2 separate regions of the Homo sapiens genome follow, and region 2 is linked to region 1. A link is an interaction called in ENCODE POLR2A ChIA-PET data of the cell type or tissue named here. Cell type or tissue: PC-9. All regions are shown on one strand. Each heading gives the region's core, and the rest is flanking DNA. Links, peaks and the distances in the headings are about the cores only.

Region 1 (4,397 bases), core at 250-4,249:
GGAGGTTCTCCAAAACAAGCTTGAGATGCTGTCCCAAAGTCTGGGGAATGGATTCCAAACAAGTAAAAGGACAGGTGTCCACTTTAGCTGTACTGAAAAATTCCTCTATCAAGCCTGAGGTGAGTTCCTTTTTCAGGTCCATTCATCAGGATTCTCGCTCTACCCAGCTTTCCTCATTGGCTTGAAGCCCAATACTGACTCCATACCAGCAGTCATTACCTAATCGTCTATCGGGGGATCGGCCTGTCCTTCAGCTTCATGGGGTCCTCACTGCTTCTCAGGCTTGCACTGTGGCAGGGTGTGCTCTGTGCCAGTGGACAAGGAAATCAGGTCACCTGCTGGTCATAAGCTAACAGGCCCTGCCCTGGTTCAATGGGTGCCCCTGTGCAGAAGCCTCACAAAGGCCCCGTTGTGCATGACCAGCCACTCCCTGATCCTCCTGGCAGCTGCCCTTGGCAGTGCGGCTTTTCAGGTGTGTGCTGGGAGCTTTCCCGAGCCTGGCTTGCATTTCACCTGTTTCCACTTTGTTGAGATGATTGAGTTTCTCTTGCTTATGGGGGAGGCACAGGATTGTCGGGTGGGTAGAAAGGCAAACCTGTGTTACTCTTAGTGCAGACTTTGTGCGTTCTCATCAGGGAACATTCTGACTAAAATGGGAATGTGTATAACCACACCCACATTTGATGCACACACATTTGGAGGCTCTAACAGAACATTGTCTTCCACTCTAAAATATTATTCTTTCCCTTTTTTCTTGTGTCTACCTGTAGCCTCCTCCTGCCTTCCTGCCCACGGTGTTCTGGCTTTTGGGTGCATCTGTTTCCTTCCTGGCTTGCCTTTTGTGATTTGTGTTCTGAGGGATAGCCTCAGCCTGGGCTGGCCATTTTTGTCAGATGCCTGAGTCCCCTGCCAACATCTTTTGACATTTTGGTAAGGACCATTCTGTGAAAGTGACTGAACGAGGGAGAGATCGGAGACTGTTGGCTCCTGTGTTCCCCTTCTCCACCCCAAGTGCCTTCTTTTGGTGTAGAGCAGAGCGCTTTGGACAAACCGCAGCTATCTCGGGACCGTGTCATCACAGCGTGTGGGAGGGCAGTCCAGGAGCAGGAGCTGCAGCTGCTGTCCATGCAGTAGCTTGAGCCCTGGTCCTGAGAACAGCAGCACAGCCCACGCCCAGCTCTTCCACTAGCAGCCATTGCTTGGAAGGAGCACTGGGGATTGGATTTGTATCCAGTGCCCCCACTCCCACCGCCCCCCACATTTATTCAGCATACACTGAGCAGGATGCACTGCCAGGTACACAGAGGAAACAAACCAAAACAAACAGAAAGGTGGAAAACACGATCCCTAACCTCAGGGGACAAATCTGGGAGCTAAGAAAAAGTACTGGGAGTCACGGATGCTTTTATTCTAGTAGCTTATGTTGATCTGTGCAGCCACAGTACACCCCCCCACCACCCATATCTTATTAAAGCCAGGCCTTGTTGCTGGTTCTGCCTCATGTTTCCCTCCCTTGGGCATTTGGACATAATGCCATTTCCCCTTCAATGAGGGAACCATGTATGAGGGTAATTTGAATGATTAGCCTAATCTGCAGGAAGACTGCACATGGAATTAAGTTAAGCACATTTGTCCTCAGCAGCCAGATCTGCCAGTCCACTTAAAGGTACCTTGGTGGTTTCATACCCTTAAGAGATGTTGAAGACTCCGGAAGGATCACTGGCTTTCATTACTATCTTCAGTGAAAGTTTATGATGATGACTTTTTAATGATAAGGGCTCTTGAGAGTTTTTCTTATGGATACTGCGTGTGGCATGTGTTTTTACCCTAATACAAAATGTTGCCGGGGCTTTGTTCTCCTGGTGGTGTTGGATGTGGCCAGCCAGGAAAATTCAGGTGAGCTTTGTCAGGCTGGTGGTCCACTCTGCTCATGAGGAGAGTGGAGAGGGTTGTGAGAACCTGGGCCTCGCCTGTGCTTGAGTCAGAAGAGGAAGGCCAGGTGCTATGGGCAGGGCAGTTCCCAGCCCCTCCTTCCAGCCTTCTCCAGGCTCCCTCCCTAGTGAAAGTTTGTGTTGTGAGTAGGACCTAGGGGAAATTACTGTTGAGTCAGACTTGTGGGGGAAACTGCACTGACTGTGTGGAGGGTCAGTGGCAGAGCAGACCTGCAGGCTGTGGACACTAATGTTGGCTCTGATCCAAGCTTTCTCCCCGACTTCCTTTGGCAAGTGGATTCCCACATGTCAAACGGAGATGACAAGTTGCCTTTAGAAAGTAGAGATAGAACTTAAATTGTTAAAGCCAATATAACAAAAATATTAACTTCTAGAACAAATCAGTGCTTCATATTGTAACCAAGTGTTGACTATTTTGAATTTATATTCTTTTGTGCTTTGAAATGGACTCAGGAACAAATCCGCCTCCTAAGATATTCCTAGAAGGACCAATAAGGGCAGCAAATCAGAAAGCCAGTTTAATTTTAGTAATTCCTGATTTTTCCTGTCTTTTTCTTGCTAGATTTGTCTTCAGCGAAGCGGAAGTTTGCAGATTCCTTAAATGAATTTAAATTTCAGTGCATAGGAGATGCAGAAACAGATGATGAGATGTGTATAGGTAAGTCATAACTGTGCAGAAGATAAAAATGTTCATTGTTTGTCATAGCCTTCAGTGTCCCAGCAGAGCCTTTTCCCTGAGATAGGAAGTCTCTAAGGTTAGTAAACAAAGAAGTCCTTAGTGGAAGTGGAGGGCCAGAGATATGTGAGGATCGGAGCTTGGGGCTACTCTGGTCTTCTCGAGTTTTGGGATTGCCTCACCCTCCAGCATGCAGGAGAGAAAGCTTGAAGTTTTGCAGTGGGACTCTCCTTTCCACCTCCCTTTAGTATTTTTCCGGCTGGTGACATTCTTCCCCTTCAACCATAGTACTAAGAGCTTAGAGCATATGTAGAACACAGGTAGATGAGGGGAAATTTAGATCAGAGGTTGCAAAATAATAGGCTGAGATGAGAACACAGCCCAGTTTTCTTTGGCTCTCATTTTTTAAAATTGAATTACCATATAAATTCAATTTATAATCTAAAATTCCAGTTTTCCAGCTTCTTTGAAAAGTTTGAGAATTTGATCTACTGGCTCCCTCTTCTGACCTGGCAGCAGTTGGCTGAGCTATGCGTCTGCCACTGCCTTCAGATAGGGAGAGGAGCTCCGTATCTGGTTCTCCTGTGCTGTGGACAGGGAGGTCCCCGCCACTCCTGTTTCCTTAAAAAGAGGCTGAGGTGGGTTACTGTTTATCACCACGGTGTGTTGCTTCACTCTTCACCATCACCTGCCTTGGTCTGTAGGCAGCCGTAAGCATGGAGGATTCGCAATGTCAAGACACCTTTCTTTGCCAGGGCCTTGTCATTGCACACTATTCTTCTATAGGCACCTTGGTTGACTCCATTAAATGAGCGAGAATTGAGAAAGTTTTATTGGATTAATTAATTCATCAAATGCTTATTGAGTTCCTGTTGCCATGTAGAACATCAGCATCTGGGGCTGAGTACAGGCAATTGGGAGACAGCTGAGAATGGTGAAAATGTATCCTTGTAACTTGTGAATGTATGGCTGCTTTTCCCAACATGGCTCAAGGGTCTCGAGTATCCTCAGGGCCATTGCACGTAATGCTTATTGCTTTTATGAATAATTTTGGCAAAGACGACTGTTCATGTATGAGCACCATGCTTCGAGCTGCATTCTATTAATGAGTGGCTTGAGGACTCAGGAGGAACCCAAAGAGAAGCCAGAGATGTGGCTTCCAATGCCAGCAGCATTGTTTATTTAGCTCTGGTGCCAAAGAAAAGGCTGGGTTCTGACGCAACGCCATGACAAAGGTTGAGGAGGTCGAATCCAGACAGGAAATCCTTCAACTCCTAAGCGGAACTCTGCCCCTTCCAGCCCGGGGCCTGGAAGCCTGCCAGCATCTCACCAGTCCTGGATACTCTCAGGAACAGGCAGATCTTTTCCTTGAAGAAATCATTCCCTAGCTAGAGTGCCAGGTGGAATTAACCTGCATTTCTGGGTCATCCTTAATGGTTAATGATTAAAAAGATGAAGGGAGCCTTGGGAAGCAATTGACTTTAGGCATCTGTATGTGCCAAGGAATTAAAATCCATAACATAATAGCCAGAGCTGGAAAGGCTCCCCAAGGCCCATGACACTCCTTCCACCTCATGGCCCCTTTCTGTTTTCCAGCAAGATCTTTGCAGGAGTTTGCCACTGTCCTCAGGAATCTTGAAGATGAACGGATACGGATGGTGAGTAGGGCTGGGCTACTCTTGGTCCCAGATAGTATATTCGTGTTGAGGGAGCAAGGGATGGGTATCAGAAGAACTAGATTCAAATCCAGACTCTGCCATTTGAATGTT
Region 2 (4,397 bases), core at 250-4,249, 300 kb before region 1:
CTTTACTGTAATTTTACAAGTTGTATTTCCCCCCAGACTGATCTTTGGACAATTTTAAGAGATTAAGAAACCCACAGATACTATACTCAATATCTGGGTGACGGATTCATTTGTACTCCAAATGTCAGCATCATGCGATACACCTTTGTAACATGTCTGTACATGTACCCCTTGATTCTAAAATAAAAGTAGAAAAAAGAAACAGGAAATCAGAGTTGTAAGAGCAGTGATAGCAATTGGTGCCATTTCTCCTTCTACCCCACTTTTAAAAAATAACTTGGCTGGGCACAGTGGCTCACGCCTCTAATCCCAGCACTTTGGGAGGCTGAGGGGGGCAGATCACCTGAGGTCAGGAGTTCGTGACCAGCCTGGCCAACATGGTGAAACCCCGTCTCTACTAAAAATACAAAAATTAGCCTGGCGTGGTGGCATGCACCTATAATCTCAGCTACTTTGAGGCAGGAGAATTGCTCGAACCCAGGAGGTGGAGGTTGCAGTGAGCTGAGGTCGCGCCACTGCACTTCAGCCTGGGTGACAGTGCGAGACTCCATCTCAAAAAAGAAAAAAAAACTTGATTTTTAAAAAATTTGGTGACTCATTCTATGAATTTTAACATTTGTATAGATTCTTGTCACCACCACCATAATCAGGGTTCAGGACAGTTCCATCACCCACCCCCACTAAGCTCCCTTGTGCTGTCTCTTTATAAGCATACGCTTCCCTGACCCCTAACCCCTGCCAACCACTCATCAGTTCTCTATCCCTATAGTTTTGTCTTCTTGAGAATGTCATATACATGGAATCCTACAGCATGTCACCTTTTTGAGATGGGCGTCTGTGACTCACCAAAATGCCTTTGGGATCAATCCAAGTTGTTGTGTATATCAATAGTTGGTTCCATTTTATTTCAACATATGGATGTACCACCATTTGTTTATTCGTTCACTTGTTGAAGGACATTTGAGTTGTTTCCAGTGATTCAAGTCCTTTATTTTTTTTTAGATTGTGCTGAAACATATAACATATAATTTTCCCCTTTAGCTATCTTGAAACGTACAAATCAGTACCTGGTATTAATTACGTTCACACTGTTGTGCAATCATCACTACTATCTGTTTCCAAAACGTTTCCATCACCCCACATAGAAACTGTGTAACCATTAAGCAATAACTCTCCATTTGCCCCAGCTTCTGGCAATTCTGATCTACTTTTTATCTCTATGAATTTGCCTATTCTAGATATTCTCATATAAATGGAATCATACAATACTTGGCCCTTCGGGTCTGGGTTTTTTCACTTAGCATAGCGTTTTTAAGGTTCATCCATATTGTAGCACGTAACAATGCTTCATTCCTTTTTATGGCTGAGTACTAGTCCATTACATGTATATAACACATTTTCTTTCTTTTTTTTTTTTTTTGAGACGGAGTCTCGCTCTGTCACCCAGGCTGGAGTGCAGTGGCGCGATCTTGGCTCACTGCAACCTCTGCATCCCGGGTTCACACCATTCTCCTGCCTCAGCCTCCCGAGTAGCTGGGACTACAGGCGCCTGCCACCTCGCCGGGCTAATTTTTTTTGTATTTTTAGTAGAGACGGGGTTTCACCGTGTTGGCCATGATGGTCTCCATCTCCTGACCTTGTGATCCGCCCGCCTCGGCCTCCCAAAGTGCTGGGATTATAGGCGTGAGCCACCGCGCCCGGCCTAACACATTTTCTTTATCCACTCATGTTGGGGACACTTGGGTTATTTATACTGTTTGGTTATTGTGAATAATGTTGCTATTCACATTGGCATACAAGTAGTTGTTTGTGTCTGTGCTTTTAAATTTTTTTTTTTTTTTGAGATAGGATGTCACTCTGTCGCCCCAGCTAGAGTGCAGTGGCATGATCTCAGTTCACTGCAGCCTCAACCTCCCCAGCTGAAGTGATTCTTTCACCTTAGCCTCCAGAGTACAGGCACACACCACCACACTTGGCAAATTTTTTTTTTTGATATTTTTTTTTTAGAAATGGGTTTTCACCATGTTGCCTAGGCTGGTCTTGAATTCCTGGGCTCAAGTGATCCACCCGCCCCGGCTTCCCAAAATGCTGGGATTACAGGTGTAAGCCACTGTGCCTGGACTCTTTTTTTTTTTTTTTTTTTTTGAGACAGGGTCTGGCTCTGTCACCCACGCTGTAGTGCAGTAATATGATCTTGGCTCACTGCACCCTCAGCTTCCTGGGCTTACCTGCTTTTGATTCTTTTGCCACTCCTACTTTTTAATTTAAATTGGCAGGAGAAGGAAGATTTTAGTTCTAAGAATCTGATACTTTGTATGAATCTAGTAATTGTTCTTTGTATTTCGTAAGCTTAAAGGATTTTAGGAATTCTACCAGCTTTTTTGCCATTAATGTCTCTTGTGTCCTGAGAGGATGAAGATGGTAGTCAGAATTTGGTTATGGGAAAAGGGGACTCGTGGAAGTGGCCCAGGGCCCATTGGGGGAGCCAGCCTCTGTTTGCGTGCCCTGGCTCAGGTTGTGGTGTAATCGTTTGCTTGGGTCTGGAAGTAGTCTTTGATAGCATCTCATGTGATTGACTTTGTCTGGCCCTTGCTTCATTTCTCCACAGGGTTTGCGAGGCCATTAGAAGACTTAAGGAGATAGGGGCCAAAAGTACCATGTGGGAAGAAGCTTTCACACTCTGCAGGATCTGCTTTTATTTGTAAGATGTGTCTGAACCTACCCAGACTTAGAGCTCAGCTAATTCCGCACTCATTTAGATTGATTGGTAGTAGGGCCAGTCTGAACTGTAAAATGTTTGAGAAATAGATTATGATTACCTTCAAGGATGCACCTTTGTGACAAAGAACTTAATAGGCTTTCTTTAATTAAGAGATAGCTATAATTTATATTTAAGTAGCTTCATTTGTATACGGTAGGGGCTAAAGTCATTAAAAAGCAATGGTATTTTTAAGTAGTGCAGTTTCTCTTCCAATGTTGCTAGTTGGCCTATTAAATTTCCCCTGATAAACATTGTAAAGATAGGAGTTCAGTCTAGCCTTTCTTATCATGAATTGCCACCCCATAGAGACTAAAAAGTATAAGGTTATCGCTCTGTACAGCTAGGATTGCCCTCTTTGTTGACTGGATATGTAGCAGAGTTTTGTTGTTTTTTTTGCGTGCATAAGCATTCTTTTGACCCTAGAGTGTAACAAACCCTCCCCTTTACCAGTCCTCTGCTGTAGCCTTCCGCCAAGCCTAATATTCTCACCCCAAGAGATTCTTTTGGCTTAAAACCCTTCTTTCCAGGAAGTTGTTAAATCTAACAGAGAAAGAGAGAGAGAGAACCAGACTCCGTATATACATTGTTAAGTGTCAGAGAGTTCTAGGAGGGGTGTGTGTGTGGTGTGGGGGGGTGGGAGGGATGAGTGTGTATGTGTGTGTGTGTCTATGTATGTTTCTGTTTTCTTTTGAATGGATGAAAGGACTGTAAATCTATTCTGGATCACCTGGATGATCACTCGGGGACTGTTGACCACACTCTTTCAGTTCCCAAGTTTGCATGGAAGTTGATGCTCACACAGGGACCAAGGGAAGGCTAATACTACCCCATCCCAAGGTATACTGAAGAGAAGACAGAGTGGGAAAACTAAGTCATCAATGGCCCACACTAACTAAGGCATTCCACACTCAAAAAAGCCTGGTAGTTGATACCTTATTCATTGCTGGTGAAGGTGAACACAGAGCCAGCTTTGTAGGTCCTAAGTTCATTAGGATTTTTTCCTTGAATAATCTTTTGGTATTACATTTTGGGGTCTCATTAAATTGATTAACCTTTCAAAATAATGGAACAGAGGTTAACATGGGTTTACCATTAAAAAGGAGTAATTACAACAATGATAATAATAACTTATGAAGCCCTTTGTGTGTCCTGGGCACAGGGCTAAATGCTTTCCTTGTATTGTTGCATTGAATCTTCACAACTTCCCCATGAGTAAGCATTCTTACCATATCCACTTTACAGGAAAGCAGATAGAAACTAAGAGTTTCAGTCGCTTACCCGAATCACACAGTGGGATTTAAACCCAGGCAGTCTGACTCCAGACCCATCATTCTAAGCCACTGTGCTGGCCTCCCACAGTGAAACAGAAAGCATAAAACTATATTGCAGGATTCTAGATTCTAACAATCTGGTATTTTGTCTGTGGAAACAGCTCAAGTGTCCATCAACAGATAAATGGATGGTGCATTCTGTCACATTTATGTCAATGTTTTGGATTTTATTGGCACCGTAACTTTGTTTTTAATTTATAAATAAATCACATATATATTTACACATTTGTTTGGGTTTAATAGTTGTTTACTATTAAACAACTTTATAGTTTAAAGAACTATAAGCATATGAGGTTTATACCTAG

The links. ChIA-PET counts read pairs that join two places held together with the same protein. Peaks named below come from ENCODE experiments on the same cell type or tissue, not always from the same donor. Only the 100,000 strongest peaks of a DNase experiment are listed, where the experiment ranks them.
Region 2: POLR2A ChIA-PET joins it to region 1 with 9 read pairs; 2 of 35 experiments call an interaction of 5 or more read pairs at or near these places.

The regions. Positions count from the first base shown.
Region 1 is chr5:142,870,886-142,875,282 of GRCh38, forward strand. ARHGAP26 (Rho GTPase activating protein 26) reads left to right here. Exons shown (of 23, transcript NM_001135608.3): 2 at 2,515-2,610; 3 at 4,225-4,286. Among named protein-coding and RNA genes, the nearest start is that of ARHGAP26-AS1, 4.2 kb to the left of the region's middle. In PC-9, for the core only: no CTCF peak of the experiment used is centred there; DNase peaks (open chromatin) are centred at 2,096 and 3,816; H3K27ac peaks cover 3,089 bases.
Region 2 is chr5:142,568,997-142,573,393 of GRCh38, forward strand. No RefSeq gene overlaps it. Among named protein-coding and RNA genes, the nearest start is that of FGF1, 110 kb to the right of the region's middle. In PC-9, for the core only: no CTCF peak of the experiment used is centred there; no DNase peak of the experiment used is centred there.